Regions from separate parts of the Homo sapiens genome. Here region 2 is linked to region 1. A link is an interaction called in ENCODE POLR2A ChIA-PET data of the cell type or tissue named here. Cell type or tissue: HepG2. All regions are shown on one strand. Links, peaks and the distances in the headings refer to the core of each region. The heading gives the core; the rest is flanking DNA.

Region 1 (16,150 bases), core at 5,475-13,474:
CCCCAGCCAACTGTGACTGCTTACTGGAAGGGATCATCACATGTGCCAGACACAAGGATGAATCCAAGTGCCTGTCAAGCTCTGGGAGGTGCCAGGAACTGTGCTAGGCCCTTTCACATACATTCTCCTTTAAACCTCAGGACCAACCAGAGGCAGGAAGGAAAGAGAAGCTCTGAGAAAGCATGTGACCTGCTCAGGATCCCACAACATGTCCGTGGCAGAACCCTGCTCCACATTCAGGCTGTCTGCATGAGGCCTGTTGGGTTCTCAGCACACCCAGTGCCCGATTCCCCCAGGACTGAAGCACCTGCCTCTCGACAGAACTGTCTCCCACTCGCTCTGCAGCTGTGGATGCCAGGGACCGCAGGCAGTTGGCATCTGCTCTTTGAAAAGGTATTTATCTTTCCACTCACTGAGAGCAAGCGAGAGCCATATAAGGACATGCCCAACGTCAGGTGCACAAGCGTTGCAGAGACAGATGTCATTCATACGCAGTGACCAGACATGGCCGTTAACTGCCAGGAACACCCACCTCCACTCCCCCAAGAGCATGGCGGGTACACTGCTGAGCAAGGAGCTCTCAGCTGGGCCACAGGTGTGGGGTCGCCTCTCCCAGTGTCTGGGAAAGCCAGGGCTCCATAAACACAGGGCCAGGTGTGGTCCAGCCCCGAGAGCCACTGGAGGTTCTCAGCAGTATTCATGAACAGCCCTACAAGCCTGAAATTTTTGTTTGTTGTCATTCTTTTGTTCTTTTCTTTCCCTTTTTTTTTTTTTACCATTTTGACAATTTATAAGTGTAAAATTTAGTGGCATCAAGGACATCCACAATGTTGTACAACCACCACCACTATCCACTTCCAGAGCATTTTCATTATCCCAACCAGAAGCTTTGTACTCACTAAACACTCATTCCCCATCTCCCCTCCCCAACCCCTGATAAACACTATTCTACTTTCTGTATCTGTGTATTTGCCTATTCTAGGTACCTCATATAAGTAGAATCATACAATATTGTCCTTTTGTGTCTGACTTCTTTCATTTAAAATGTTTTCAAGGTTCATCCATGGTTCATTCAATACTTGGCAAATATTATTTGGCCATAAAGAGGAATGGAATGCTGACACATATTGTTTGATGGAACCAAACAGTATGGCATATGAACAGACCACGTTCTGTTTATCCACTCATCAACTGCTGGACACTTGAGTTGTTTCCACCTTTTGGCCGCTGAGAACAGCACTACTATGAACATTAAGCTACAAGTATCTGTTCAAGTCCCTGCTTTCAAGTCTCTTGGGTATAGACCTAGAACTAGGTGTGGAACTACTATGTCATATGGGAATTTTGTGTTTAACCACTTGAGGAACCACCAAATTGTCTTCCACAGCAGCTGCAACCATTTGACATTCCCACCAGTAACACACGAGGGTTTCAATTTCTCCACATCCTCACCAATACTTGCCAAACCTGAAATTTTAGAGGCAGGGAAGAGGCAAGTCCCATAAGAGCCCCAGATATGGCTCCATGGCAAATCCCTGCCATCTGCCTACTTCATTCCTGCCATTGTGTACAGAGCAGCAGAAAGAAGAATGCTGGCTGTAGAGTCAGGAAAATCCAATTCTAGTTCCAGCTCTGGTGTCTGCTGGCTGTGTGACCCTGAACAAATACATTGATCACTCAGAGCCTCAATTATGTCCACTGTGGGAATGAAGCCAATGCACCAAAGTCACTTCCCACCACAGGCAGGGCTGTGAATCTGATGCCAATGGAAGAGAGAGAATTTGAGTATTTTCTTAAACTCTGTGGGATGATAGTAGGTGGTGGGAAGAAGAGACTGTTTCGATCTCCCTTGATAAATCTTCCATGATAATGTTTGGAAAGGACTAGAATACTTTTCCCTTCAACCTCCTCCTCTTTCCCTGCCTTCAAATGGAGAATCCAAAATACAGGAAAAAGTAGAAACATGAGGAATGTGGAAAAAATATCCAGATGAACTACCGAAGGCAATCTTAGCATCACAATTATTAATGAACACACACACACACACACACACAGACACACACACGCTCCTCCCTCACTGTACACGAAAAAGTTTGCTCAAATCTCTATGTCCCCAGATCCATGTTGGCCAGACTAATCTTGAACTCCTGACCTCAGGTGATACGCCCACCTTGGCCTCCCAAGTGCTGAGATTACAGGCGTGAGCCACCGCATCCGGCCCCAGCCTCATTACTCTGAAAAACATAGAGACTGAGGGATAGGCAAAGATTTCAACAATATAAGGAATATCTCCAACCAGGAGCTACTTTATCCATTTTTTTTTTAGATCGAGTCTCGCTCTGTTGCCCAGGCTGGAGTGCAGAGGCGTGATCTTGGCTCACTGCAACCTCCGCCTCTGGTTCAAGCTATTCTCCTGCCTCAGTCTCCCAAGTAGCTGGGACTACAGACGCGTGCCACCACGCCCACCTAATTTTTTGTATTTTTAGTAGAGACAGGGTTTTACCATGTTAGCCAAGATGGTCGCGATCTTCTGACCTTGCGATCTGCCCACCTTGGCCTCCCAAAGTGCTGGGGTCTGCCAAGCCCGGTGACCACCCCTGAGCCATATGACCAGGTAAGAGCACACCCAGGACATTGGTGATGTGATGGAAACCACCACTCCACACCTCCTGCAAGAGTCTGCGGCGGTGTCACCCACAGGGTCCTGGACAAATGGGCTTCGCATGAGTCAGTGCCAGGAAGCCCTCCAGGCACAACCGTTCTTGCACACACAAATGCCTCCTTCAAACCAGGCTGCAGGGAGGCTCCTCTCAAGCCTTGAAAACATGAAGTGTTCCTTCTTGGGTGCGCCCAGGACAGGTTTTCCCACTTACAAGGGAAAAAAAAAAGGTTTTACAAAATGCTTAGATTCCAAGGTTAAGTAGGCTTTTGAGCCTACTTAACTCCAAAAGCCTATTTAACTCCAAAATAGGCCCGTTGTGTGGTGAACTGTCAAAAGCAGCACTTTAACATAAAGCTCAGGGCCAGGTGGCCTAAATTTGAATCTGTTAGCCATGGGACCTTGAGGAAATAAGGCCTCTGCGGGACTCAGTTTTCTCATCTGTACAACAGAGCTGACTACAGAGGGTTGTTGTGGGATGAAGTGAGGCTCTGATATTCAGTAAGTTCCCCAACAAGCACAGGTGCTGTAGCTGGTGGGCCTAGCAGGAGAAAGCTCAGAAATTCAGCTGCACGATAGATCATGTTTTGTTGGTGGGCTAGCCTGGGAACCTAACCATGTGGACAGACATTCTCATGGAAAGCAGCCTTTCGCAGTGCCCACTCTGTGTCAGCTGGAAACGCCCCACACCAGCCAGCACTTTACACATGCTGAATTAAATGTGGCCACACCCAGTCTAGGAGACCACAAAGGCAGAAGTCAAGCAAAGACGTCCAGGGTGAAGGTGGGATCCTTCCCGGTGGCAGGAACAAACCTGCAGCCTATAGGTAGGTTCAGGTTCCATTTTTTTAAAAAAGCAAAAATAAAACATGTTTATAGCTAGGAATAATGTACTTTCATTTTAAATATTTTTAAACCATTTGACGTTTTAAAAATTTTACTGTGATAACCATAGTAACATATGACCCCCCCCCTTAACAAAACTTAAGTGTAAAATATGTTATTGTTGACTATAAGTACAATGTTGTATAGCAGATCTCTAGAGCTTATTCATCTCACTTGACTAAAACATTATGCCTGTAGATTACTAACTCCCCATTGCTTCCTCCCCTCAGACCTGGCAACCACCATTCCACTCTCTGAGTCTATGAATTTGACTACTCTAGGTACCTTGTATAAGTGAGATCATGCAGTATTTGCGTTTCTGTGACTGTTCTATTTCATGTAACATAATGTCCTAAACGTTCATCCATGTTATTCCACGTGGCAGGATTTCCCTTTTTGTTTGGTTTTTTAGAGACGGCGTCTCGCTACGCTGCCCAGGCTGGAGTGCAGTAGCTATTAACAGGCGAGATCATAGCACACCATAGCCCCAAACTCCTGAGCTCAAGTGATCCTCCCAAGTAGCTGCAACTGCAAGCCCGTGCCACCCTACCCATTTTGGGATTTCCTTCTTTTTCATGGCTGAATAATATTTTGTTGAATGTATATACCACATTTTCTTTACCCATTCATCAGTTGATGGACATTTTTTAATTATTTGGTTTTTTAATTTATCTTTGTTAATTTCCCATGAACATACATTACTTAAAATTTTTTTGGCCAGGCGCAGTGGCTCACCCCTGTAATCCCAGCACTTTTGGGAGGCTGAGGCAGGTGGATCACGAGGTCAGGAGATCAAGAAGATCCTGGCTAACTTGGTGAAACCCTGTCTCTACTAAAAATACAAAAAATTAGCCAGGTGTGGTGGCAGTTACCTGTAGTCCCAGCTACTTGGGAGGTTAAGGCAGGAGAACGGCGTGAACCCAGGAGGCAGAGCTTGCAGTGAGCCGAGATCGCACCACTGCACTCCAGCCTGGGCAACAGAGCGAGACTCTGTCTCAAAAAAAAAAAATTAAACTCATTTATCAAAACCAGAAAAAATAACAAAAAATAGAAATTTAACTTGGTGTTAAAGAAAAGGGCCTCCTTCTTGTTCTTTCTGACTCCCCCTCAGTCTCAATCCCTGTGGCCTTCAATAAATCAACCCCTCGGCCTCAGCTTATCTTCCATGTAATCTAGAACACAGCTCACAAGATTAAGAGTATGATTATTTACCATATTACAGCTAATTCACAAATGGCCTTAAAATTCTCAAAGCATGTTGAATGCAACTCCTCCTTAGTCACCCAGCCCTAAGTTAATAATTAAGCACTTGGCCAGGCATGGTGGCTCACACCTGTAATCCCAGCATTTTGGGAGGCTGAGGTGGGTGGATCACGAGGTCAGGAGATTGACACCATCCTGGCTAATGCAGTGAAACCCCGTCTCTACTAAAAATACAAAAAATTAGCCAGGCATGGTGGCAGGCGCCTGTAGTCCCAGCTATTCAGGAGGCTGAGGCAGAAGAATCGCTTGAACTCAGGAGGCAGGGATTGCAGTGAGCCGAGATTGTGCCACTGCACTCTGGCCAGATAGAGCGAGACTCCGTCTCAAAAAAAATAATAATAATAATTAAGCCCCCTTAATTGGTGAATATGGAAATGTACAGAACAGCGTCATAGGCACCACAGCACACAAAATTGACCCTGGCCTGATAATGGATTTCCTAAGTCACTTGCTCATGGAGCACTTCCACATCGAAAGTTAATTAGCCTAATGAGGGCAAGTGTGACTTCGTGAATGCCAGACTGACTTTCCGCTCTGAGCCAGCCACCCAGGCGGCTGCCCATGTCATCCTCCTGGATTCATTTCCTGGAGCACCAAAGAGGCGGACCAAGGGGACAGAACTACAGGAGGCTATGTGTCTCGTGCCTTCCCTACCACTATCTGTTAGGAGTCAGCACACATTCTGAAGGCCACCAAGAGCCAGGACACATACCTGCCACCTTTTCCTGGAGCTGGCCCCAGAACCTCTTCAGGAAAGGGGGCCCTCTGGCAGATAGAATCACAGGTGAGCCCCTCTGGCTCCTTCCAGATCATGGAAGGCCGAGGTGGGCAGAAGAAGGCTGTGCCCTACCAACCCTCATACTCATGACTGATGAATACCTGCTCTGTGCCTGACCAGGACAACAGCAGCTCATGAGTGTACTTGACAGCTCATAAAGCCACCCTCCCAGCCAGTCTCTCTGAATCCACACAGCAGCCTTGAGGGACCACTGCTACTGTTACCAGGTGGGTATTGGAACCAAGGCACAGAAAGGTGCTCTCGTGGCTGGGTGCAGTAGCTCACACCTATCATCCCAGCACTTTGGGAGGCCGAGACAGGCGGATCACTTGAGGCCAGGAGTTTAAGACCAGCCTGGCCAACAAAGTGAAACCCCATCTCTACTAAAAATACAAAAATTAGCGGGACGTGGTGGTGCGTGTCTGTAGTGCCAGCTACTCAGGAGGCTGAGGCAGGAGAATCACTTGAACCCGGGAGATGGAGGCTGCAGTGAGCCAAGATCACACCACTGTACTCCAGCCTGGGTGACAGAGCGAGATTCTGTCTCAAAAAAAAAAAAAAAGAAGAAGAAGAAGAAAGCAAAACAAAAGAAAGATGCAACTGTCAGTGGTCACTTACCTTGGAAATGGGACAACTGATGTCTCTGGGTCCCTAAACCCTCCTAGTTCAGTTGTCTTTTGTTGTTCCTCATCCAGAGGCAAACCAAAGTCAAAATTTCACTAGCCCAGAAACATCTAAACGTCTATCAATGGATGAATGAAGAAAGAAAATGTGGTGTATGCCTACAATGAACCATTAGTCAGTCTTAAAAAGAAAAGACGGCCGGTGCAATGGTTCACGCCTGTAATCCCAACACTTTGGGAGGCTGAGGTGGGTGGATCGCTTGAGCTCAGGAGTTCAAGACCAGCCTGGGCAACATGGCAAAACCCCATCTCTGCAAAAAAATACAAAAATTATCCAGACATGGTGGTGCGTGCCTGTAGTCCCAGCTACTCGGGAGGCTGAGGCAAGAGGATCACTTGAGCCCAGGAGTTCGAGGCTGCAGTAAGCTGTGTTGGTGTCACTGCACAAGCAACAGAGAGAGACCCTGTTTCAAAAATAAAAATGTTTAAAATGGTAAATGTTATATTATGTATATTTTACCACAAAAAAAGGAATGAAGTACTGATCCATGATACAACATGGTTGAACCTTGAAAACACTATGTTATGTGAAAGAAACCAGACACAAAAGGCCATACATTATATGATTCCATTTAATATAAATATGAAATGTTCAGAACAGGTAAATCAATAGAAACAGAAAGTAGATGAGTTGTTGCCAGGGGGCTGGGAGAGGGAAGAATGGGGAGTGACTGCCAATGGGTGTAGGGTCTCCTTCTGGAGTGATGAAAGTGTTCTGGAATTCGATAGAGCCAGTGAGTGCACACTGCTGTGAATATACTATATAACACTGAATTATATACTTTAAAAATCCTTTCAATTTTATAAAATTAAATTTTAATTTTACAGGCTGGGCACAGTGATTCACACCTGTAATCCCAGCACTTTGAGAGGCCCAGGCAGGAGGATCACTTGAAGCCAGGAGTTCAAGACCAGCCTGGGCAACATAGCAAGACCCTGTCTCTACAAAAAATTAGGCAATTAGCCAGGCACTGTGATGCACGCCTGTAGTCCCAGCTACTTGGGAGGCTGAGGCAGGAGGATCCCTTGAGCCCAGGAGGTTGAGGTTGCAGTGAGCTACGATTGTGCTACTGCACCCCAACCTGGGAGAGAGTGAGATCCTGTCTCAAAAATAAATAAATAAATAATTAAAATGGTTAATTTCATATCATGTGTAAATTCACCTCAGTTTTTAAAAACAGACAATCGTTGGCCAGGCACGGTGGCTCACACCTGTAATCCCAGCACTTTGGGAGGCCGAGGCAGGCGGATCACAAGGTCAGGAGATGGAGACCATCCTGGCTAACACAGTGAAACCCTGTCTCTACTAAAAACACAAAAAAATTAGCTGGGTGTGGTGGCGGGCGCCTGTAGTCCCAGCTACTCAGGAGGCTGAGGCAGAAGAATGGCATGAACCCGGGAGGCGGAGCTTGCAATGAGGCGAGATCGTGCCACTGCACTCCAGCCTGGGCGACAATGAGAGATTACCTCTCAAAAAAAAAAAAAAACAACAGACAACTGCACATCTCTGCCTTCTTTCCTGCTCTGTCCAAAGCCTCACCTGGTGCCTCTCTTTTTCCACTGGGCTTCCAGAGACCCTTCCTGTCCTCTCCCACACACCACATCTGCTGGAATCTACTGCATTTTCTCTCTGCATCTGAGGCCTTAACATGGCCAGAAGCTTAGAATCTTTCTGGGTTATTCTAAGCACCTAGGCAAGACTATAGTGAGAGTAGGAATAAACTGGCAATCCACCACCTGGAGAGAAGGGAGGCCCAGCCCTGAGACCTCATTGTTTGCTTTCTGGGGAATCCCTGTCCATCCCAGAGGCCAAGTAGTCCACTTCTACTTTTCCAGGTATGACTTATTATCACCCCTTCCCCACAGACCACCTCCCCCAAGTTTTCTTTCATCCAGAGATTTAATTAAATCCCTCTTTCAAATTTAGAACCAAGTTAGGCAACCTGAGGAAACCTAAAAAGGGATAACTCAGTGTCCCCTGGCACCCCACAGGCTGGCTGGGACACCCAGGTCCTGGGAGCTAAATCAAGAGGACAGCAACGCAGGTCTGACTCTAGATGGTCTGAGAAGTTCAAGGGATGTGTCTCTATCTAGATCAAGAACCAGGTTCAGCTGCTCTGAACATGCCCCCTTAGGCCCCCGGGGAACGCAGGCCCTATAACTCCTGCTAAGGGGACCTGAGTCAGAGGTTCCCACACTGGGACCACCTGCATCACCTCTTAATCCTCTTAGCCCAGTGGCCACAGGCCCTTCTGCTCCTTCAGCCCAGAACAGCCCAGAGACAGCAAGGAAAGTGGGCACCCCCAGAGGACACAGCCACCAGTTCCAGCCTCCTCCTCCCCAACCTGGCTTCCTGTTGCCCTATTCATGAGGTCAGCTCTGGGCCCCTGCTCCTTCTTTAATGAGTCAGAGAACAAGGAAAAGAGCAAAAATGAGCAGGCTCAGGGAAAGATGGAGACTAAGCTGGCTCTGGCTGGAGGTGAGCGAGGCCCCTCCTCCAGGACAAGCCGCTAGGAACTGTGCTCTTTTTAAAAAAATCCCCTGCCCCACCCCCTAACAGAAAGGAGGCCATAAACAGGGATCTGCTTGACCAGCTGTCACCCAGCCAGTCTGAACGTTGTTCTCCCTTAAAGGGAGAAAAAGGCACTGACTCTCAAGTAAGACTCCTAAACCCCCCAGGACCACACCCCAGAGGCCTAGCTAGACCCCACTCCTGCTCTCTAACCTCCAGCCTACAGGTGCATGGCTGGACAACTTCACAAGTAGGTCCAAATTTGGCCTCAAAGTCACATAGACAGATGTGATCCCAGAGCATGTAATCCTGTCTTGGTGAATCTGCTCTAAGTCCATGCATCCCTTTGGCCTCTTTGAAAAGGAAAAGCTACAGAACAAACAGAAGAGGAATTCTGTTTTCCTCTTGGAAAAAAGAAAAGGGAAAAAAAAAAACCCCATACAAACCCAAATTGAAAGGTACTTTGTACTGCTTAGACTCAACTAGATCAGGAAATACTGATGGATTTTTTAAAACAACAGCACAGGCTGTGTAACAGAACATGACCAAACACAAGCATGAACATGAGGGATCAGGTCTAGAGTCCAGCCAGCAGTTAACTCCCTGTGTGGTGAGGCCTAAGTCATGACATCTCTGAGTCTTAGGGTCCCCATCTGTGAGACACAAAAAATGAAAGCACTGAGGGCCATACCATGACTTCTCTGAGCCTCAGTTTCCTCACCTGTAAAATGGGCACAGCAACATTTGTGAGAGTCCTGTGAAGCACAATGGGCAGAAGTATGCCATGCACTGCGGTGTCTTAGACAAAAGGTGGGTAAGCGGGAAAGGCCCCTCCCCTCTGCACCTCCAGCCACTGCCTCTGCAAGAACAATCCACAGACGCTGGATCACTACCATGCCACTGGGCCTGGCACCAGCAACTCAAACACAAATAGCTAAGATCCCCCCAGCCTGAGAAGCAGCTGGGATACGCCAGGGATGCCTCTGGTTTGGAGGCTTCCCTGGAGAAAGAAGAGCAGCCGTCTCCTGGAGAGGGAAGAGCAGCCGTCTCCTGGAGCAGGAATCTTAAGCACCAGAAAAGCCCATAACACAGAGTCGACGAGGCTGGGTATGGTATAGGAGCCACTGGCCTGAACCCTGCAAGCACCAGTCCTGCAGCTCCCAGGCCACCAAGACAAACCTGAGTGAGCTGCACGTCCCAGATTTTATGAGCCGGCCTCCAGCTCACTAGCTGTGTCCTTGAGTCTTAATCCCGCTCCACTGCCAACACCCCACACCCAGCCCTGTGATCTCAGGGTTTCAGGGAAATGGAAAGTCATTCCCCTTTGTGGAAAGGTCAAACCCTTGGACTCGGTTTTTTCCAGTGCTCCTTCTGGCTCTCCTATTTGTTTGATTCTAAATTCCTTTATCCCCCCTGCTGGAAAGTCAGACAGAACATTCCTCAGGAAAGAGAACTTTTAGTGGGGGTGTGGTGGGGAGGAATAATTGAAGTAAAATGAAAAATGGGTGAAATCAGGTACTATAAAATCTTGGTATTCAAAGAGTGCACGACAAATTGCACCGGTCAGCAGTCACTACCGTGAACTCACAATGCTCTGGTGAGTCACCCAAGGCTGGGAACTGAAGTCAAACTAATACTCTCTATCACAGTACAGGACAGGAGCTCAGCTGCATACTAATGGCAAGAATCCGCTAAATGCATCCCTTGCTACTCCCAGCAGCAAATGCATAAGCTATTTCACACTCAAATATAAATTAGTGAGCTATTTTCCTTGCTGGGTTAATACAAATCGTGCTCTGGACCAATTAAGTAAGCCACTTCAAAACTTTGCTTCAGCGTATTGGAAAATGTCCCGCTTAGGGGAAGAATGAAGTCTCGAGTGATGCATGCCCAACTGATGGCGAAATAGGTGAGAGTGCTTTCAGAATTCTTGAGGATTTTGTTATTAATGGTGTTTTAGTGTTGGGTTCTTAAACACATCAAACAAATTTCCTTTAAACTAGTAGTTCCTGACTGCCATGGGGAAGGCTGCAGGCCTCCCACCTCCCAGATGGTTCAACCACAATAAACGTTTGGCCTGTCAGATGCACAACACTGATGAACTAATTGAAATATGCTGCAACAAGCAAACCCAAAATAAATGTAAAATAATTGTTTCCTTACACGATAACCCGCTGAAGTGCCTCCACGTCTGGCCACCCCTGCTGATTGAATGTTCCCCCTGCTCCGTGAGCCTCACTTATGTGTGGTTTTCAAAGGATTTAAATGCTTTTTTCCAGTGTGATTACCCACATGGGAAAAATTCTAATTGCAAAAAATGTTGAGTTTTTCTCCCTCTTATGAAAAAAAAAAAAAAGCAAGTGAAAAGTCAACTGTTATAAAGTACCAAGGAAAGCACTTAAATGGGCCCTTCAGTGTGAGAGGAAGAATGTCCTCCTGTTCTCCAGAGCACCGTCGCCAAGCCAGTGTTAAGCACGCATCCACACCTGTGGGGAAGCCCTGCCTCTCAGACAACCTCACGCCACTGATGAAAGCTGGGAATAGCCACCTATTTCTACCCTGACACACCCATCCCTATCCCCCTCCCCCCTCCCTCGATCCCTCCCTCCAAGGGGCTGTCTAGAGAGACAGCAGAGGGTGGAGCCAGCAGCACCCATAACAAGCTCTCCCACTGGCTCACCACCTCATGCAGGACACTGGTGCCCAGTGAGCCCTCCCTAGGGGGCTGGGAAGCCCAAGGGCCTGATTCTAATCCCAGGAGGACAACAGAAGCAAAGTGCACAGCCCTGCTCCACAGCACAGCCTGTGAGTCAGACTTGGAAGGGAAGCCCCCCAGCTGCCAAAAGAGAAAATTCAGGCCCTCCCCAGGAGCCACCTCTCAAAAGGGGAAATAAACAGCTCTGCAGAGGAGAAACAGTAATAATCCGTATGACGTACGTACGAACTCTTAAGAGGGCACACAACAGGCAAAAGACTTGGGAAAGCTTCCTCTGAGAGAGCCCAGGCATAAGAAGGCCACAATTTGAGGCATGGGGGCCCCAGGAACCCCCCATCTTGGCCTGAAACACCTCCGTAAGAGGATTATTCCTTTGGGAGAAGGATTGGTCTCAGCTCCTAAGAAAGGCCAAGTCTATTGCAGGGCTGCCGCCAGAACCCACTGCATGAAAGTACAGGGTCCCTCCTACCTGTAGACTTGAGCAGAGAGAGATGGGCACCATTCTGCTGGCAGCAGCCCTTCTAGAAGAAGCTACAGCAGGGCTGAGGGAGGACAGCTTGTCTTTCTGTAGCACCTAAGACAAGCAAACACAAGAATCTGCCCACAGCCTCATCCCGCAGCTCCAGTCTTCATCCATTAAGTACCATCAGCATTGTGAGGTGCCCTGAGCTAGGCTGGATACACCGTGGGGGCTGACATGATGCCAAAGGTGGCAGATCCTCACTATCCATGGATTCCATATTTGTGAATTACCCTAGTCACTAAAATTTATCTGTAACCCCAAAATCAATGCTCATGGTGCTTTCAAATTCATTTTCAAATTTGTGCAAATTGGCAAAAAATTTGAGTTGCCTGATGGCACATTCCCTGCTGAGGTTGAACGAGGGGACATCCTCTATCTTCCCATCTCAGCTCTCCTAATGGAAACACGTGTCCTTTTTGTGGTCTGTGCAGTGCCACATTTTTGGCACTTGTGTGCTTTGTGTTGGTGATTTTGCTGTTTGGAATGGCCCCCAATCACAGTGCTGAGGTGCAGTCTAGTTCTTGGGTGCAAGATGATTATGATGTGCAGAGAAAATCTCTTGTGTTAGAGAAGCTTCATTCAGACATGAGTCACAGTGTTGATGGCCAGGAGTTTAATGTTAATGAATCAATGATACATATTAAATAGGGTGTCTTTTTTGTTGTTGTTTTGAGACAGAGTCTCACTCTGTCGCCAGGCCAGAGTGCAGGGGCACGATCTCGGCTCACTGCAACCTCCACCTCCTGGGTTCAAGCAATTCTCCTGCCTTAGCCTCCTGAGTAGCTGGGATTACAGATGGACACCACCAAACCCAGCTAATTTTTGTATTTTTAGTAGAGATGGGGTTTCACCATGTTGGCCAGGATGGTCTCGATCTCTTGACCTCATTATCTGCCCACCTCGGCCTCCCAAAGTGCTAGGATTACAGGCATGAGCCACTGTGCCCAGCCAATTTTTGTATTTTTAGTAGACACAGGGTTTCACCATGTTGGCCAGTCTGGTCTCGAACTCCTGACCTCAGGTAATCCACCCGCCTCGGCCTCCCAAAGTGCTGGGATTATAGGCATGAGCCACCATGCCCGATCTCTTTTAACAGAAACATATATAAAATAAGATTACATATGGATTGGTTAAAGAAAATATTGTCCCCGCAGGCTCAAAGGAGCCTAACCCTGTGTTTTCCCTAGGAGCAGTGGTTCAGTGTTCACTAACTCAGTGTTTGAAGAGGGACTTTATAGAACATAACTATGTTAGCCAGCGTGGTGCACAAGTCTGTAGTCCCAGCTACTCAGGAGGCTGAGGCAGGAGGATCATTGGGCCCAGGAGTTTGAAGCTGCAGTGAGCAATGATTGCACCACTGCACTCCAGCCTGGGAGACAGAGAGAGACCCTGTCACAAAAAATAAAAAAAGAAGAACCTAACTATGGCCAACAATATGAATCAAATAACTATGCATACATGTATGCATAGTCAGGATATACTTTCCTCAGACAGAGCTATTCCACCCTACATTCATGTGCTCCTAAGGCTGCAGGTTGGCATGTCCACACCCAATAGGGAGTTTGAGCTGTCAGCTTCTGCTCCAAGGCTGGAATCAGCCTTGAGGTCTCTTGGGTCCTGCTGCTGCTCTGATAACACTCTGCCTTTTCCCTGGACCCATGACTCCCGCTGACGTCCCTGATCATGACCTCTGATCTTTCTGACTAGCCAGGTCTTAATAAGACCCCTTTCCACAATAGAGATAAGGGACTTCAGAGGCAATGGCACTCAAGGAAAAGCTTTATGAAGAATGGGGAACTTCAACAAGGAGAGTGTGAAACTGATTTTTCCATGCTCTCTCTCCAAGGTTGTCTTGGGTTTTTGATTTGTCTGTTACCGGAAACCTGCCTGTTGGTTAATCTCCTTTGTGTCCTCTAGCAAGGGCAGTTGTTAATATAAGTAATTTGGCCAGCCACAATGGCTCACACCTCAAGAGGACTGCTTGAACCTGGGAGTTCCAGACCAGTCTGGGCAACATAGCAAGACGTCGTCTCTACTAAAAATATCGTTCTATCATAAAGATACAGGCACACGTATGTTCATTGCAGCACTATTCACAATAGCAAAGACATGGAATCAACCTAAATGCCCCATCAATGGTAGACTGGAAAAGAAAATGTGGTATATATACACATAGTATAGAATACTATACAGTCATAAAAAAGAATGAGATCATGTCCTTTGCAGGAACATGGATGAAACTGGAGGCCATTATTCTTAGCAAACTAATGAAAGAACAGAAAACCAAACACCACAAGTTCTTACTTATAAGTGGGAGCTAAAGGTGAGAACACACGGACACATAGAGGGGGGTAACACACACTGGGACTTATTGGAGGGTGGAGGGTGGGAGGAGGGAGAGGATCAGGAAAAATAACTAATGGGTACTAGGTTTAGTACCTGAGTGATGAAATGATCTGTATAACAAGCCCTCATGACACAAGTCTACCGACACAACAAACCTGTGCTTGTACCCCTGAACTTAAAAGTTAACAGCTGGGCGTGGTGGCTCATGTCTGTAATACCAGCACTTTGGGAGGCCAAGGTGGGCGGATCACTGGAGGTCAGGAGTTCGAGACCAGCCTGGCCAACATGGCAAAACCCATCTCTACTAAAAATACAAAAATTAGCCCGGTGTGGTGGTGGGCGCCTGTAATCCCAGCTACCCAGGAGGCTGAGGCAGGAGAATCGCTTGAATCTGGGAGGCAGAGGTTGCAGTGAGCCAAGATCACATCATTGCACTGCAGCCTGGGCAACAAGAGCGAAATTCCATCTAAAAATAATAATAATTTTTAAAAAATACAATAAAAGTTTAAAAAAAAAAAAGAGTAAGCAAATGCCAGCCTGCCCCTCCTAACAGCACTCGTCGTGTCTTTGACCATAAATGTTTAGCAGAGGTTTGTCCTGGTGTTGCTAGGTTGGGCGTGAGGAGGTCAATGCTCCATACTCATTTCACAGGAAACAAGGACCCATGTACAGGGCTGTCACTTTTAAAAAAGAGCATTAAACCGGTAATCAGGGACTTGGGTTCCAGGCTAGAAGAGAGGTCTTGTGCAAATCACTTCTATTCTGCCAGCCTCTGCCTCTCATCCTCAACAGGGTGCAGGCCCTCCCAGCTCCAGTCTTCTGGGACCCTCCATCAAAGATACAGAGGATTTGAAAAAGGCATCACCAGGTTCCCCACTTTAATATCTGGACCAATTCTCTCCTTTCCCACCAGAAGACCTGTTCTGCAGGGCCATTGTGATGACCAGAGATTTTAGACTCTAAGTCCTACACACCTTTACAGTTGCTGTGGACTATCAAAACTACCCATTCTTCAAGCCCCCTTCAAGTCCCACTTCTTTCAGGAAGTCAACCCTGACTGCCTTACCCAGAAAGGGCATCTCCTCCTCTGAACTCTACCTTCAACAACTCTTATCACACATACCCTTTGTTCCCCATGGACTCATCTCCCTAACCACACTGTGAGTTAGTGTGTTAGGTACAATGTTACCTTTTTATTTTTATTTATTTTTTCTTTTCTCACTCTGCTGCCCAGGCTGGAGTGCAGTGGCACAATCATAACTCACTGCAGCCTGAAACTCCTAGGCTAAAGGGATCCTCCCATCTCAGCTACAGGCGCACACCACCACGCCCAGCTAGCAATGTTACTTACTATATTTAATTCACTTATCCATACAGTTTTCCAGAAGCCTTTTGTGATGACTTTATAAAGAATATATATAGAGAGATTTATACATAAACACACACACAGAAAAAGAGACAGTTCAGGAAAGCAGCAATAAATATGCTGATGTTGAGGGTAATATAGTTGCTAGACAGAATATCACATTGTGTGCTGAGCAGCCTGGAAGCCAAGGAGAAGAGGAGAAACATAATCAGTTGGAAAGACAGTGTGGTATAGAAAGAGCCACACATAGTGTGGCAAAGAAGCAGAACTGAGTGCAAATCCAGGGAAACTTGGGCAAGTTAGTTGACCTCTCTGTGTGTCTTAACTTCTTTCTCTGGGAAAAAGGGGAAGAATACAACCTACCCTGCACAGTGTGTCAGGGAGGCCCAAGCACACTGCATGGTGCATAGTATACAAAC
Region 2 (16,150 bases), core at 5,067-13,066, 71 kb before region 1:
GCATCCCTACTCGCATCTACCCATGCATCCCTTCACCCATGCATCCACCTATCCATCTACCCATGTAGCTACCGCGCCATTCACTCATGCATGCATCCACTGATCCATCCACCCATGCATTCATCCACCCATGCATCCATCCACCCATGCATCCATCCATCATCTACATAGGGCAGGGGTGGGACTAGAGCCCAGAGCCTCTGCCTCTAAACCCAAAGGTCTTCACAACGGGTCACAGTTGACTTCTTTACACTCACGGCAGCTCTGGGAAACTTTCTGACCCCTTAATGGGTATACAGGAAGAAAGACCCTGCTAGTGGAATGGGGGAAGGGTAACAGGGCTCATGACAAGGCACGGTCTATGCAGGATGCCTGCCCTAAGGCCAATCCTCATCAACAGCTCTGTGAGGGCAGCCAACCCTAAGCCCACTCTGCAGATGAGGAAACAGGAAACAAGCTCTGGAGAGGTCTGCTGACGTGCCTACAATCCAAGGATGGTTAACCACTACAGCCATAACCCTGTCCCAGATCTCTCCACTGTCCAAGAGTAGGCCCTCTCACTGCACTATGGCACGTCAGGCATGGCTTGGGCAGGGTGGATAGGAGGCGTCCCAGTGGGCAAGAAGCTTCTCAGACCAAAGGCTTCTGAGCCAGGGTCAATGTGGTGGATGGTGGGAGTCATTGGTCATCACAAGATGATGCGTCTCACAGGAAATGGGAAAGAACTTGTACACTGGGGAGTCAGAAAAAGGGGGAAGCCTGGGGCTTTCAGGCCCTGACAAAGCTCCTGCATCCAAGGGAGCTTCTGAAGGTTGTAGGAGAAGGTGGCTGCTAGCAGGGTCCCCAAGAACAGCTGCCGACAGAGTTTGGACAAAGTTATGCCATCTCCCTATGTGCCAGTGGCTTCAGAGAGTTCTGGAGGAAAGACCCAAGAGCCGGAGCAGCTATGAGGGCTGGCTGCTGGGAAGAGATGGAGTTGGGTGCGGAGGAAGGCACAGGTGTTCTAACAAAGGGACTCTGAGAAGCAGGAACTACGGTGTAGAGGTAGGCGGTAAGTTCCTAGGGAGGCCCTGCAGCAACTGAGGGGCCCCTGCTCCTCCTCCTCCTTCTCCCTGCCAAGTAGAGCAGCCTGGCTTGCATCTGTCTGCTCCCCTCCGGTGCACCTGGGACCCTGATGCTTGCTGCTTCCCATTTCAACAAATCCAGGGAGACAGGTTCCTGAGTCCCCAGACTCCCTCCCAGACAGGCAGCCAGGTGGAAGGGAAAGTTTGGGGTCCAGCGCCTGCACTTCTCATCTCTCCGTCCTTAGATCTGATACTTGCAACTGAGCCTTGGTTTACTCATCTGTAAAGGGAGGTGGTAATACGTCCAGTGAGGGGGTAGAACACTATGCCTGGCAACCAAGATGTGTTCTGTCACCCACAGGAATACTAAAAATATCTAACCCCTGGGCACTGCTGCTGGCTGTGGGGCTGGGGGAATCCTGGAGGTGCCTGTGGACAGCATTGCCCACTTAGCTCCAGAAATCCCAGGGAAGGGACAATAAGGGGGACGGGGCAGGGGCAGAGGCTATTTACCAGCAAAAAAAAGTACAGCACTCTTGCTCTTGGGGCTAGATGTATCTAGGATTTCAGAATATCCTGAACTTTAGACAGGTAAAGCTGCATATCTCAGCAGCATCCAATAAACAAATACATTGAACTCTCTGCAGTGAAAGACATGAATATAGAATACATAAAGACTATAAATAGCCTCACTTGGACTATAAATAGCCTCACCTCAGTTCAGGAAAAATTTTGCTGCCAAATGAGTTACAAAAAAGTGTCTGGTTTTCAGTGTGCTGGATTTTGGAATTGAGGATAAGGAATTGTGGATCTGCACATCAATGTTTTCACCACATATCTGTGTGAACCAACTGCATATCACCCCTGCTTCACCCCACTACCAATGCAGGACAGATGAGGGGTGACATGTGCTCTGCCTCTAAAACTCACCAGGCCCTGTGACCTTGGGGAACACAGTCCAAAGAGATGAGTCACACACGAAAGCAAATGTGCACACACACACAAACAGCAATGCCTATAAATATATTCATAACACAGGCCTGCGGGCACATAGGTCCACAAGGACGCAGAGCCCAGCTCTGCTGACGGAACCTGTGTTGCCCCAGGGCCCGCTGACCCCTGCTCAGGGCAAGGCCTGTGTTTCCAGGCCTGTGACTGGGCAAGCAAGGGTAGGCAGGAATGAGGAACACGGCAGGGCTTGGTGGTTGAGAGCTTCCTCATCTCTGCAGTGTGGAGAAGGGGCAGGTATGCCAGGCAGACCTGGCTCTGGTACCAGCACTGCCACTGCCCAGCCGGTGGCCTTAGATAGGTGGCCTTGGGCAGGTGGCCTGCGCCCCTGGCTGGGCTGCATTTCTTCACCTGCAAAGTCTGAGTGAAACAGGCCTCTTGGGCTTGGTGAGAGGCACACAGGAGCCCCCAGGGCTTGGCACACAGCTGGTGCTTAGGAAGTGCTTGCTGACTCTGTTCTGTGACGTTGCTTAAATGCATAATATTTAAAAGAGGGGGCTAAAATAAGTGGCCCCTTCAGTCCCAGAAGCGTCTCCCTCTCCCCCAGGGCTCTCTTTGGAGGCAGAGCCCCTTGTGGGTCTCTGTCCTACACCAGGGCTCTCTGGTCAGAATGCAGATGAGACCTACTGGATGCTCTGGCTGCCAAGAGCAGCCCCCACGAGACCAGGCTCCAGGTCTGGAAGGAAAAGCCTAGAGCAGGGACCCCTGGAGGAGGGGTCACAGCATTGCAGGCAGAACTCAGGCTTTGACATCAGAATGGTGCTCTGATCACACAGCTCCACCCCTCACTTGGTCTTAAGGAAGTTACTTAAACTCTCTGAGCCTCAGTTCTTCATTTTATAGGTGAAGGTATGTGGACCTTCATTTTATAGGTATGTGGACCTAGTCCAATACCACACACACCTCATAGGGTAGTAAGGGGAATAAATTAACAGACAATCAATGTAAAGCACCCAGCACACAACACCCAAGCAACAGCAGCAGCCGCTATTATTACTATAATGATGATGGTGATGGTGATGGTGATGCTGGGGATCAGCCCTGCTAAAGAACTGTGTCCCCACACTCAAAACAGTCAGGACTAGGGGAAACAAATCATTGATATCATTTTGTCACTATGCATTATTGCCAGCCTTCCCAGGGTTGGGGCCGTTGCTCACTGTTTCGACCCTCCCAGCAACGCTGCCAGCAGGCAGACAGACGCACTCTCCCCACTCCAAATTGGAAAATGGAAACCAAGAGAGCGACAGGGACTTGGTCAAGGTCATCGGGCAAGTCAGTAGCAGGGAAGGGATGAGAACTCCTCATTCTGGGCCCAGGGTGACACCAAACCGATCCCAACCAGCACCCCAAGGCCTGCAGCCCACAGGAGGCTCTCAGCCACCACGGGGCACAGGTATGTGCAGGAGCATCAAGACCTGGGCTGGGGGTGGCACAGGGCAGGGGAGCTGAGGGGAGTAGGGAACCAAGACATCTTTCAACTGGCCCAAGCCCATCGCGCACAGTCTGGCTCCTCTATCTTTGGCGGGGAGCCTGGGGCTATTTCGGGAAGCTCTGCGCACAGCCCGCCACTTCCCTGCCAGGCTGACTGGGTCAAAAACAAAACGAGCCCAGCAACACCCCTGTGTCAACAGGGTGGGAAGTGAGGAGGCACTGAACAGCCCCAAATACAACAGCAGGAACAGGAGAAAATCAGGGAAGGTTGTGGGGGTAAGCACATCACCCTCACCCTGCAAAAAAAAGCTAGTGGGAAACAAACAACACAATGAATCAGATGCAGCAGGACACAGGGAGTGACTAGCTCTGGGGCCAGACCACGTTCACATTCAAGCCTTGTCTTTGAGCAAGTCCTTTACCTGCTCCAGGCCTCAGTGTACCCATTTGTGGACCACCACCCACCTTGGAGGGTTGAGTGGGATTAAATGAGGTGACAGTGAGGCACTGGGCACCTGAGATGTCCTCAGCCTGGGCCTGCCATGCCCTGCTCACCCTTCAGAGCCTTGCTCAGAGTCTCCCATTGGGACAGCTGAGCTACAGCCCCCATTCTGCAGGCACTTGCCACCCACAGCCGCTGGAGGCCCCTGGACGGCTGCACAAGGCCCTGTCCATCCTTGTGCAACTGCAGTGCTGAGCCTGGAGCAGCTGCCTCATCGGTCTGTGAGGTCAAGCTCAAGGGGCCACCCAGAAGGCTTTCCGAGAGCATCCAAAAAACCAGAAGAAAGGGTGAAGAGGTCCCCGATGGCATCCAGGGTTCCCCCATAGCCCTCCAGTCACTGTCATGGGGCAGGCAGCAGGACTCAGCTCATCTCTAGCTGCTGCTTTGCAGGGGCAGCATGAGAGCCACCTGGTGCCAGGGACAGCGCACAGGGCTCTGCCCAGAGCAGGTGCACAGCAGACACTGGAGACGGAGTCAATGGGGAACCAACGGGGCTGGCAGGAGAGGCAGGAGGATGCAAGACAGGAACAACCATTTATGGGGCATTTCCAAGGCACCAGGCTCTGTGGGAGCAGCTGACACACCTTGTCCCAGCAGATTATGTCTTTTTGACAGGTAAAAGCAAGGGGCCCAGAAAAGGGAAAGGATTTTGGCAAGTTGGTGTGAGACTTGCAGGAGGCCAGCAAGCTCAGAAGGGCTGTTCATTTTAAATGATTAATTGTATGTAAAGCCTGTGGGTGTGAGGATGAGGAGGCAGCTCCCCAACAGGCACCCTGGGCTGGCCTGGGAGCCTTAGGGGACATCATCCCCAAGGTGGTCTGTTGGTTCTCTCACAGCAGGAGGATGGGAAGGAATGGATGGTGGTCAGGCAGCCACAGGGGCACTGGTACTGGCAACACTCAGCACTTCCTGCATTCAGGGGCACCCTCTGTCATCCTGGACAGCAGAGACTTCTAGAAGTCAGATGCAGGAAGTGCTTCCCAGAGCAAGATTGTCTTTCATTAACTGCTGGAGACGTGGGGCAGAGACTCACCCAAGGTCTGCAGCAGGCCTAAGCCTTGTCCCTTGTTGTATCCAGCCCTGTATGCGTTTGTGTGCGTGTGTGTAGACAAATGTCACCTTCACAGCTGAGGTGTCAGTGTGTCTCATCTGCGATGGGCCAGGGGAAGGAGATGAAAGCTCTTGCAGGTGCCATGTGTTGAAATGGCCACTCCACCATGTGCCCAGTGATGTATCCGAGAGGAGCTCAGGGAGCCAGGGCTGGATGCAGGCAGACAGCCTGGCCAGGAAGGAGGCCAAGTGTCAAGATCGAGCAAGGGGAGGGCCTGACGAGGGGTAGAGAAGACCAAGCTGGGAAACACACGGAGTGGGCTGGTGCAGGCAGGGGCAGAGGGTGAGGGGCCGTCACTGTAGATGCCCTGAAGACTGAGCATTGTGGGTACTCCCCACAACCCACAAACTCATGAGCCAGCCAGGAGCAAGAGCAGGGGTCTGGCTATGTATGCCACCATCATCTCCACTGCCTTTGTGGAGTGAGTCCGTGACCTCACCCCACAGCTGTTGGGGGTGGGGGCATGAACCTCTGAGACAAGCACAGACTGAGAGCTGGGAGACAGACAGACTCCTCTCTGCAATGCCCATCCTGTGAGAGGGGCTTAACCACCCCCTGGGATGGGCTACAAGGTACTGCTATTAGAGAAAGTTCCTATACTGAACAGTTTGCCCCACTGGGACTCAACCTGGGGTCTTGATTGACTTTTTGGAGCCACATGCAGCCTTTCTCCTCCAGGACACCTTAAAATACGTGTCTGACTAGTACACCCTCTCCACAGTGGCTGCCTACTGGACCCCCTCGGCTGCTCTGGGCTCTCTGATTCTACTCGTGGAGGCAAAGTCGCCCTTGCTGATGACAGGGCCTGAGGCTGCTAAAAGCCCTGGGTGTGTTTCCTGGGACCCGCTGCCAGGCCACACTCCCCGGCCAGTGCAGTAGGTTTGCCCTTTATCTGGTGACATTCTGCCTGCTGGGTGCAAGGGGTTGAATAGTGCAGCCCCCTCCCCAAATTCACATCTAACTAGAGCCTCAGAATGTGACCTTATTTGGAAATAGGGTATTTGTGGATATGATTAGTGAAGGATTTCTAGATGAAATCATACTGGATTGAGGATGGGCTCAAAACCCAATGACTGGTGTTCTTATAAGAAGAGGAGAGAGTCTACAGCCATGGCCATGCATGGTGGCTCATGCCTGTAATCCCAGCACTTTGGGAACCAAGGTGGGTGGAACACCTGAGGTCAGGAGTTCGAGACCAGCATGGGCAACATGGTGAAACCCCGTCTCTACCAAAAATACAAAAATTAGCTGGACATGGTGGCACATGCTTGTAATCCCAGCTACTCAGGAGGCTGAGGCAGGAGAATCGCTTGAACCCAGGAGGCAGAGGTTGCAGTGAGCCAAGATTGTGCCACTGCACTCCAGCCTGGGAGACAAGGGTGAAACTCCATCACACACACACACACACACACACACACACACACACACACACACACGCAAAAGAAGAAGAGGAGAGGACACAGGAGACACAGGAGAAGGCCATGTGAAGGCAGAGGCAGAGACTGCAGTGATGCAGCCACAAGCCAAGGAACACTTGGGGCCACCAGAAGCTGCAAGAGGCAAGGAAGGATTCTCCTTGGAGCTTTCAGAGGGAGTGTGGTCCTGCTGACAGCTTGATCTGAGACTTCTGGCCTCCAGAACTGTGAGAGAATAAATTTCTGCTGTTTAGGCCATGCAGTTTGTGGTCATTTGTGACGGCAGCCCCAGGAAACTAGTACATTGGGTTTGTGGCATTGGGAAACAGGACACACTCTGAGCTGACCACATATAGGTCAGCTAGTGTCTCCTGCTCCGGGCACCCTGCAGGAGAACAGCCAATGGGTCTCTTGGCTGGAAGGGTGACACTAGCATCTGGGCAGGACTGAGGCAGCCTGTCACCAGGCTGTTAGCAGGGCTGCAGCCCAATTAGCTCAGGGCATGCGAGGAGCCAACGGTGAGAAACCCGTCTGCATCCAGGCTCTTAAGACACTTGAGGGGAAGTAGTCATGTGGCCCAAAGTGCACTGGCCTCCCCCTGCCCAGCCTCCCCACTTTCTCCACCTCCCCACATGGTACCTGAACAGCTTTTTCTAGGCCCCCATGTCAGGTCAGGCCAGCTCAGCTTTGCTAAAAATCCACGGGCACGGCCGGGCACGGTGGCTCACGCCTGTAATCCCAGCACTTTGGGAGGCCAAGGTGGGCGGATCACAAAGTCAGGAGATCGAGAACATCCTGGCTAACACGGTGAAACCCCGTCTCTACTAAAAATACAAAAAATTAGCCGGGTGAGGTGGCTACTTGGGAGGCTGAGGCAGGAGAATGGCGTGAACCTGGGAGGCGGAGCTTGCAGTGAGCCAAGATTGCCCCACTGCACTCCAGCCTGGGCGACAGAGCGAGACTCCATCTCCAAAAAATAATAAATAAATAAATAAATAAATAAATAAATAAATAAATAAATAAAAATAATCCTTGGGCACACCAGCCCTAAGCAGACAGCCTTAAGAACTAACGCAGGGACTGCAGGTCTTTCTAATCAGAAATGCTTGAAGCGAGATCTGAGAAATACTTAACAGCCCCCTAACCCCAAGGGGCTCAGCATCCCCTACCTGTCTCCACTTTTGGAGACCCTCCCATAATGGGGAGCTGAGGGAGTTGGCCAAGACTTTTGGAAGCTTTAGGACTATGACCAAGGGTTTCTCTGAGATTCTGCAGAGTTTGGAATCTCAGAGAGCTCCAGCACTTACGAACCCCAGGCACCTCCACCACCCCAACACCATAGGCTCTGCCCACTTCAAGGGACATGGTCAGGACAACTGTAGGATTGATAATGTCAGAGCCAAGATGGTTAAGTCCAGCTTTTCTCAAACTGAAGTACAGGGATGAGCTGCTTTAGAAACACCCAGTGAGCTTGTTTAAAATGTAGATTCCAGGGCCAGGTACAGTGGCTCACACCCTTAATCCCAGCACTTTGGAAAGCTGAGGTGGGAGGATTGCTTGAGACCAGGAGTTTGAGACTAGCCTGGGCAATATGGTGAGACCCCATCTATACAAAAAAATTAAAAATTAGCCAGAAGTGGTGGATTGTGCCTGTAGAACCAGCTACTCAGGGGACTGAGGCAGGAGGATGACTTGAGCCCAGGAGGCTGCAGTGAGCTATGATTGCACCACTGCACTCCAGCCTGGACAACAGAGTAAGACCTACTCTCTAAAAAAAAAAAAAAGGAAAAAAATGCAGATTCCTATGCGCTGCTCCCAGACCTGCTAAATCAGAACCTCTGTGTGAGAGGCCTCAGAACCTGCGTTTTAAACACATCTCCTGAGGTTATCAGGAAGCCCTCCAGAGAATGAAACACGGGGCCTGGTACAATCTCCCCTGCAGACAGATGGAGAGACTGGAGACAGGACAGGGATTGCTGCAGGCCACGCAGCAAAGAAAAGGCCAGAGTCCACACCTCTCCTGGGCTTGCTGGGGTCCCTATAGGCCTGGAATCAGATGGCCAGAGTCCTCTGTGCTCAAAGAGCCCTTCCCCCAGGTGAAGCTTCCTCGCCTTCCAGGCCCCCTGGAAGCCTTCCCAAGCCCCGTGGGCCGAGTCAGCACCCCGGGCACCTTGCGCCCACTTTCCTTTTGGCATTTATCAGACTGCACTGTAGCCACATGTTTGCCTTGGAGCTCAGGGCCCGAGCCTTGTTCAAAGTTGTGTCCCCAGGGCTCGGCCACAGCAGTTGCTTAATAAAGGTAGGTACCCAGCAAATATTTGTTAGATAAAAGATTTTAATTCCAAACTCTGTCCCAGAACAGTTGTCTGACCTTGGGCAGGTGACCCAACTTCCAGGCCCCTTCCTGGAACAGATTCTGGTCATCTGCCCTGACCGTTTCCCAAGGTGACAGTGAAAAGCCAGATGCAATGCACTCAGGAAGCTGCCCAGCAGTGGGGCTCTGCACCCGGTGCTCATATGACAAGCAGGGGCTCACTGAGTGACTGGCAAGGAGCTAAGAGTCCCCAGGTTGGCAAGACCCAGCCAGGAGAGTCTGCTGATAAGATACAGCCCAGGGACAGACGAGTCCAGAGGTTCTACTAGCCTTGAGCCTGGGGCAAGAGGTCGCCATGCCCTGGCCCCTAGCCCAGCTCTCTTCACTGCTCTTGGGGCTTAAATCATGCCCTAAGCCCATGTCCACTGTGGGGAGCAGGGACTGGGCCCTGAAAGCTATCAGACTGCAAACAGAAGATCACATCAAGTGGTGGTAACAAGGGCCTGGGAGCTGAAGCAGGTCCCTGGCCTGTGTGGGCCTTAGTGTCCCAGCTATAGTGAAGGGGTTTGAGCTGGACCGTATCCAAGGGCCCCAGGACCGTGTGGGCAATGGCACCGCTGTCACAGCTGCTGTCATCAGCACCCTCAGGGCCTCATGGCAGGCATTCATGTTGGTGTGGGCATCAGGGAAGGTCTGCTCCTCTGGACAGAGGCCTCCTAGAACACCCAGGCCGGGCAGCCCAGAGGAACATGACACACGCTGAGTCTGGGAAGCAGGCGATGTCCCCCCTCCCAGCTCCACTGGCTGCCCTGAGGAGCAGAGCTGCCCATGGGATGGGCTCCCTATGAGACAGGATGCTCCTCGGTGTGCCACTTCCTCAAGCCAGGCAGTAACAGCTTACACAGGCCAGGCCTCTTCCAAGGAGGAGCTGGGGAGCTTAGGCCTGCCCCCCATGCCTTCTAAATAACCCCACAGGACCAACCGGTTCTTCAGACCAGGCTAGTTGTGGGGGCAGCCCTAAGGGCCCCACATCAACATGCCCCTTCGCGCATCTGCCCAACTCAGAGAATGCCGTGACGTGTGACTCATGTTGGGGCCACATGGAAGGGATGTCACCGAGTCACCAGGTCAGCCCTTCCTAGCTGCAAACAGGGGGATGCAGGGAAGGAGGCCAGCAGAGAGAGGGAGTTGAACTCCGTTCTGCCTCCAGGAGCCTATCCAGCTGGCCCAGCTCAGTGTGATTCCAAGGAACTCAGGAAAGCTGCCCTGGGTCTGCCTGGCTCAGTGTCCCCATCTAGCAGGTCCGACCTGGGATCCTCGAGTGTCCACTGTTGCTTGGGAGGGAGCAACAGGCTGAACTCTTGAGTAGGGTGGGCAGAGGGCTGCAGGCAGCAGAGGGGGACAGGCATGCCGGCTCTTCTCTAAGTTGAAGCTGCCAGCTGGTGTCTCAAGCATAACTTCCAGCCCCTGCTCTTTCTGGGTCCAGGGGAGGCCCCTCCTTGGCACTGCAGCCATATCCAAGTTTCAGCCATGAAATATGGAGCTGCTCATCTTTTCCCTGTGCTCCCCATAAGCCACACTGCTGACCACGTGTTGTGCTTCCTAGGGTGGAGGACAGCCAGAGAGAGACCCGCAGGCTGGATAACTCTGCTGCCCACCTTCCCCTGAGGGCAAGCTCAGTCCAGGGAGTGGCTCTGGGTTCAGGTGGCTGGCAGGGTACAAACGGCTCGATGATCACACCTCCTGACAGAAAGCTCTGCTGGCTAAGACACCGCACTGGCTCTCCAAACATTTGGGAGCATGAAAAGCAGCGGTTGGCCTGGCCCTGATCCTAGGACAGCCTCTGGTACAGAGCAATCTGACACTGGAGGAGAGCCCCACAAGACGATCATCCGCTTCACACGCTCCTGCGACGAGGCAGGCAAGAAGCACAGAATCTTGAATTCTCACACAACGCCCATGGGGGGACCATCACTCCCATTCCACACAATAGGAAACTGAGGTGCAATGGGATTAAGCAGCTTCTGTGGGTCACACAGCCAGGACTCAAAACCCGAGCCTATATGACTACCAAGTTTTGCTCTTCTACCAGCTTAGGAAGGTCCTAGAGCAGCCCAGTCCCGATCCTTTCCATCTCAGGAATCTAGAGTCCTGGAAAGGGGACTTCAGCCATGCAATTAGCACAGGCCCAGCAGGCAAATGAAGTCAGGCGGAAGGAGTGTTTTAAATTTACCCATTCCCCATTCTCTGTCTGCACAGGCTTGACAAAGCCTGTTCACAGCCACAGGCTGTGATAATGGTGTGCCCACGCCTAGAAAGCTGTGAAGTGCTTTACAAGGGCACAGGGTGACAGGAAAAGTGAGGACGCTGGCATGAAACAAAGTGCTGGGCACACACCATCCATTTGTCCTTCCCATTCTCCTGAGGGCATCCATCGCTAACTCTGCTGTGCACACCAGGAAACTGAGGCTCCGAGAGGTCAAAGGAATTCTCCAAGATCTTATAATCAGGCTGATGGTAGACAGGGGACAGGGACAAGGTCTTCTAACTTGCATTCTCCCCTGCCCTCCAGCCCCTGAGCATAGTCTTGCTTAGAGAAAGGTGATGGGGACTTGATGAGGAAAATTCCTCTCACTATGGCAACAAGGTGGGGAAAGTGAGGCACAAAGTAGACAGCAAGTTAAGGCTGGCAATTGTCCCTCTCCTGTCTTCTCCCAAGACACACCTACCATTTGCAGAGTGACAGAGCATGTTCAAGTCCCTCATTCATTCATTCCCACCAAACTTGGCTTTGTCAGGGAGACAGTCAGGTCTCAGAGAGATCCACTGGGGCAGAGCTGGGACCCCAGACTCTCAGACTCCAGGCCTAGTGCTCCCTGTCAACAGCTGCTCAAGGTTTTGAGGTTAAACATTCATCTGAAAGGGGCTTTCAGGATGCCGAAGGCAGCAGAGAGGGCCACAAAGCTGACCTACTGGGTAAACCTGCAACTGAACGTTGGACCAAATAAAACCAGCACCCAGTCAGGAAACCATCATAAGATACAACTTTCCCTCACCTGGAGCTCTGGAAGAAGAGGCTGTGGCCACCAGGCAAGGGCCCTGGGGAAGTCATCCAAGCCAGAATCCGGAGCCCCAACAGGGATCAGGGAAGGAGCCTGACTTCCGAGGCCTGGTGTTTAGGGAGAGCCCTGCCTCTTGAGAGTTTGGCTGGTGTGATTCCATCGCCTGCCCCCCTCCCCAGAGCTCCCTATCCCCTTCAGGGATGGCCAGCTGTCTCCAGCTTCCATGAGGATGGAGCTTCCGTTTTATTCACTTGGCTTCTCATGGGTCGTTAAGGTACAAACCCTCTGCTATTTGTTACATCGGTATACTTTCAACCTCTTAGGAAGAGCTCTTAAATGGATGAGCCTTTTTTCTTCCATATTTCATTTTCATATAGTCTCTAAGCTACGGAAAAATTGCAAAACTAACATAAGAACTCCCCTCTACACTACCCAAAAGCAGCAATTGCTTCCCTTTTGTTCCATCTGCCTTGCATCTGTGTCCCTCCTGCTCTCTGTGTGCATCTCTGGGCATAAACACTCCTGACCCATTGAAGAGTAAGTTATGGGAATGCCTTGTCTCTAACAACAGCCTACCATTCGCCACCGCCTACACAGGTGGTTCATCTCCTAGCACATCACACCTGTTCTCTGTGGTGAGACACATGAAGTAGACAGTGTTATCTCTATGTTACAGATGAAGAAACTGAGGCACATATCTCCTCATGTGCAGTGCTGCTCCTACTACCCTGAGCCACCAATGCTGAAATCCTCAGCCTAAAACACATAGACCCCACGATGCAGACTGTCTTTCTGATGATACATGATGTAGCAATTTTTAAAAGAAAGGGAGCCACTCTGCTCCTATAGCAGAATAACAGTGGATCAGGATCAGAGTGACCCGGATTTTCCACAGTGTAGAGTGGCCTCGTACTCTGGGTGGAAGCCCTGGGGCAAGTGAGTGGTAGGGCAGATGCAGGGGGCTCTCCTCCAGCTCATCCCCAGGCTGCCTGCTCCTTCCTCTCTCTAATTCCTTCCTTTTCTCTTCTCAGACAACTAAGGTGGGTGGCCGTGGAGTGCAGGGAGAGTGAGCACCCCCCAGCTCTCCTCACCCAACCTCCTTGGCCTCCTCCCATACTGAGCACCCGCTGAAGGACAAGGGCTGAATATAGTCTTCAGGCCAAGAGCCCAGCAGCCATGCCCGGTGCAGAGCAGGTTGCATGTATAACTAATGAGTGAGGCAGAGGGAGGGAGGGAGCGAAGGAGTGAAAGAGCCAAGGATCCAAGTTCTGGTTCTGCCTTCACAGGCAGGCTACTCAACCCTCCGAGACTCGGTCTACTTATCTGTAAAATGGGAGCAACGCCAAGTACTTCTAGGGTGGCTGCAAACTGTTAAATCAGATGAGACTTGGGAAAGTGTCTGTGAAGTGGATTTAAGATCCCAGTGCAGACATAGGTTAAGGAGTTTGCTGAGCCCTGCTCTGGGAATTGAAGCAGAAAATGGGAGAAGCAGAATGCAAAGTTAAAGATGCCCAAATACAAATGCCACACTCACATTCACTGCACACACTCTCACATACCCCATAGGCACACACAGGCACATATACATGCCACACACATGCACACACACCTCACACACACAACATACCACACATGCACATATAAATACACACATGTCCATATGCACACAACACACACTCACATATACACCCCCCACATGAGCACACCACACACGCATATGCAAACACATCACACACCTCACATAGACACACACATGCCTACACATACACCCACCCACCCACACACACACACAAACACACACATATGGCCTCACAGCTCAGTACACCCTAAGCTTATCAGTCTCTGATGAATCCCTTCCCTTTGGGCTGGCGGCCCTCAGAAGCCCTGGACAGAAAGCCAGCACCCAGAGGCTCCCCTGCAGACACAAACATGCCAATCCCTGTAATACACCAGACCATGCAACAGAGCACCAGGGAGGAAAAGAGGGAACAGAGGCAGCTCTTTCCAGAAGTGGACAGGGACAGTTGTCTCACTCAGGTGAGACACTGAGCTGTAAAGCAATGCATAAAAAGGACAGCTGTCTGATCTTAACAATCCTGGGAACCGTTTACATGGGATCATGTTAGCATGAGAAGAATGCCAAATGGTAGGTACACCCCTGCTAGCAGGCAGGGAAAACATATTTGTGTGTGCGTGCATGTGGGTGTGAGCTTGTGAGTTGCATGTGCATGCCTGCATGGCATGTGCACATGTATTTGTGTGAGTGTGCATGTGGGGAGGCTGTGTGTGTGTATCTGCAAGCATATGTGCACTTGTGGGCAAAGGCGTGTATGTGCATGTATAAGTACGTGTGTGTTCAGGAAACTCACAAGAGAGACTGGGGGAGAGTTTAATGTTCATGAGCTTCTCTCTTCCTGCAGTTTAAGTCATCATGCAACACCACCAACAGACTTTTTCAAAGCTAGGCACGGGCTGGGCGGGGGCCAAGGCAGATGTTCTGAGTCCCAGAATCTCTGACCCGCATCAGAGCGGCCTGTCCTGCCCAGCACAGCCTGGGTGGTGGATTCCACCATGCTGCAAGCCAGGCCAGGGAAAAATAAATCAGACTTTCTCCTGGGAGCTTCACTGGCTTCGTGGGGTCTGTCTGAACCACAGGGCTTCCCACCACGCCCTTCCCTGAATCCCAGCGCTCCTGTCAAATTAAAGAAAGAACCACTCACCGCCTGAAAGCCAGCCAATGAGGTGATTATTCCAATTTTCCTGGAACGAGCTTTCCACACTTTCACAGGCTGGAGCCATCGGCGGCCCAGGCTCCCACCTCTCCAAGCTGCTCTCACGCCCCCTGCGGCTCCTTTCAAGTTAAGTCACCACTACGTGAAGTTATACTTTAGAGCAGCCGCTGAGAAAGGACACAGGAGGGCGGAGAGGCTGGGGCAGAGCACTCACGATCTACCTCAGGCAAATGCAGCCAGGCTGGAGGAGCCGGCCTCTCTCCTCAAAAGCCAGCTTGGCTCTGGCTGTTCTTTTGACTTTTGGGCTTGGTAACTGAACACACACTTGCATTGCCCTGAGCTCACACGAAAGCCCTCAGGGCAGAGGAAGCCCAGCAGCAACGGCAGGGCCGGGTGCCTCCCATAGAGGCTGAGAGCAGAGATGACGATCAGGTGCTGCCACTTGTGGGCTGGCCTTTAAGGTGTCACATCAGATTTTCCGCTCACTAGCAAACCAAAACCAAACTAAACAAAACTAGCACATGGCCTCCCCGCCCATCACATAACTCGTAAACCCATCAGAATTCCCAGCAACCAACCAGAATCCAGATGCCCGTAATGTTGTTAAGAAGCCTGCACACCGCCCAGATGCCAGGAGGGTCTGGGTGATTCTCCAGCCCCAAAGCAGAGGAAGAAACAGCACAGACCTGTGCAGACACAAAAGCATTCCTCTCATCCTGCCCAGTTGTAACCCATCTGATTGCTCAAAGAGAAGCACCAAGAATTGAGGGTCTCTGGGGGGCTCAAAGGCAGTTTTAAAGAAACAGGGCTTTGGGGAGATAAACATAGTTTAAAGATGCCCAACCACAGAACCACACAGGGAGTCCTGTCTCAGGCCACCTTCAAGGCTCTGATGCTGTTATTAAAACAATCTGACAGAGAGAATGCTGAAACAAAAAACAGAATCCAATCAGGTGCTCATGAGGCTGAAGTCCTATATTCAACTATTCACTTTGTGAGCCAATTCTGGTCCCACCCTCAATCCCCACTGCACCCTGAGACACAGACACATACTGGAACATCTAGACTTCTCTGCAGTCAGCCCTCCAAGTTGAGTGCCTCTTTCAGAGTTGACTATGGGTTCCCTGGTACCTGAACTCTGAAGCTCCCTGGTGAGTCAGACAGGGCTACTTGGTGTAACACTTCCTATTTAAAGATCAGAGAGGGGTTACTCTCAGACACCATTCAAACCCATAACTTCTAAGAACTGGGTGCTAAATCCGGTTTCTTTGGCCCTCACTTTCCATCAACACGGGAGCTGTTCTTGTTGACAACCAGGGGTTCTTTTTTCCATTGCCTGCTGCACAGGAAGCAGAGGTCACGGTGGGAGCTGCCTGTGCCGGGCATGGGTCGGAGTGTGTCTCCCCGGGCTGCGCTGCTGAGGGGTTAGCCTCACAGATTCCCTCTGGGAAAGCCACTTAAGAGTCATTCTGAATGCATCTACTGGGGATGGGGAAGAAATGATGCAG

Evidence for each region. ChIA-PET counts read pairs that join two places held together with the same protein. Peaks named below come from ENCODE experiments on the same cell type or tissue, not always from the same donor. Only the 100,000 strongest peaks of a DNase experiment are listed, where the experiment ranks them.
Region 2: POLR2A ChIA-PET joins it to region 1 with 12 read pairs; 15 of 35 experiments call an interaction of 5 or more read pairs at or near these places.

The regions. Positions count from the first base shown.
Region 1 is chr12:123,131,761-123,147,910 of GRCh38, forward strand. The region is part of intron 1 of PITPNM2 (phosphatidylinositol transfer protein membrane associated 2); the gene reads right to left. Among named protein-coding and RNA genes, the nearest start is that of PITPNM2, 11 kb to the right of the region's middle. In HepG2, for the core only: a CTCF peak has its summit at 11,550; DNase peaks (open chromatin) are centred at 9,251, 10,051, 10,381, 11,461 and 1 weaker place; H3K4me3 peaks cover 2,806 bases.
Region 2 is chr12:123,060,944-123,077,093 of GRCh38, forward strand. The region is part of intron 2 of PITPNM2 (phosphatidylinositol transfer protein membrane associated 2); the gene reads right to left. Among named protein-coding and RNA genes, the nearest start is that of PITPNM2-AS1, 12 kb to the right of the region's middle. RefSeq lists enhancers at 3,878-4,740, 4,899-5,400, 9,376-10,248. In HepG2, for the core only: no CTCF peak of the experiment used is centred there; DNase peaks (open chromatin) are centred at 8,568 and 8,848; H3K4me3 peaks cover 718 bases.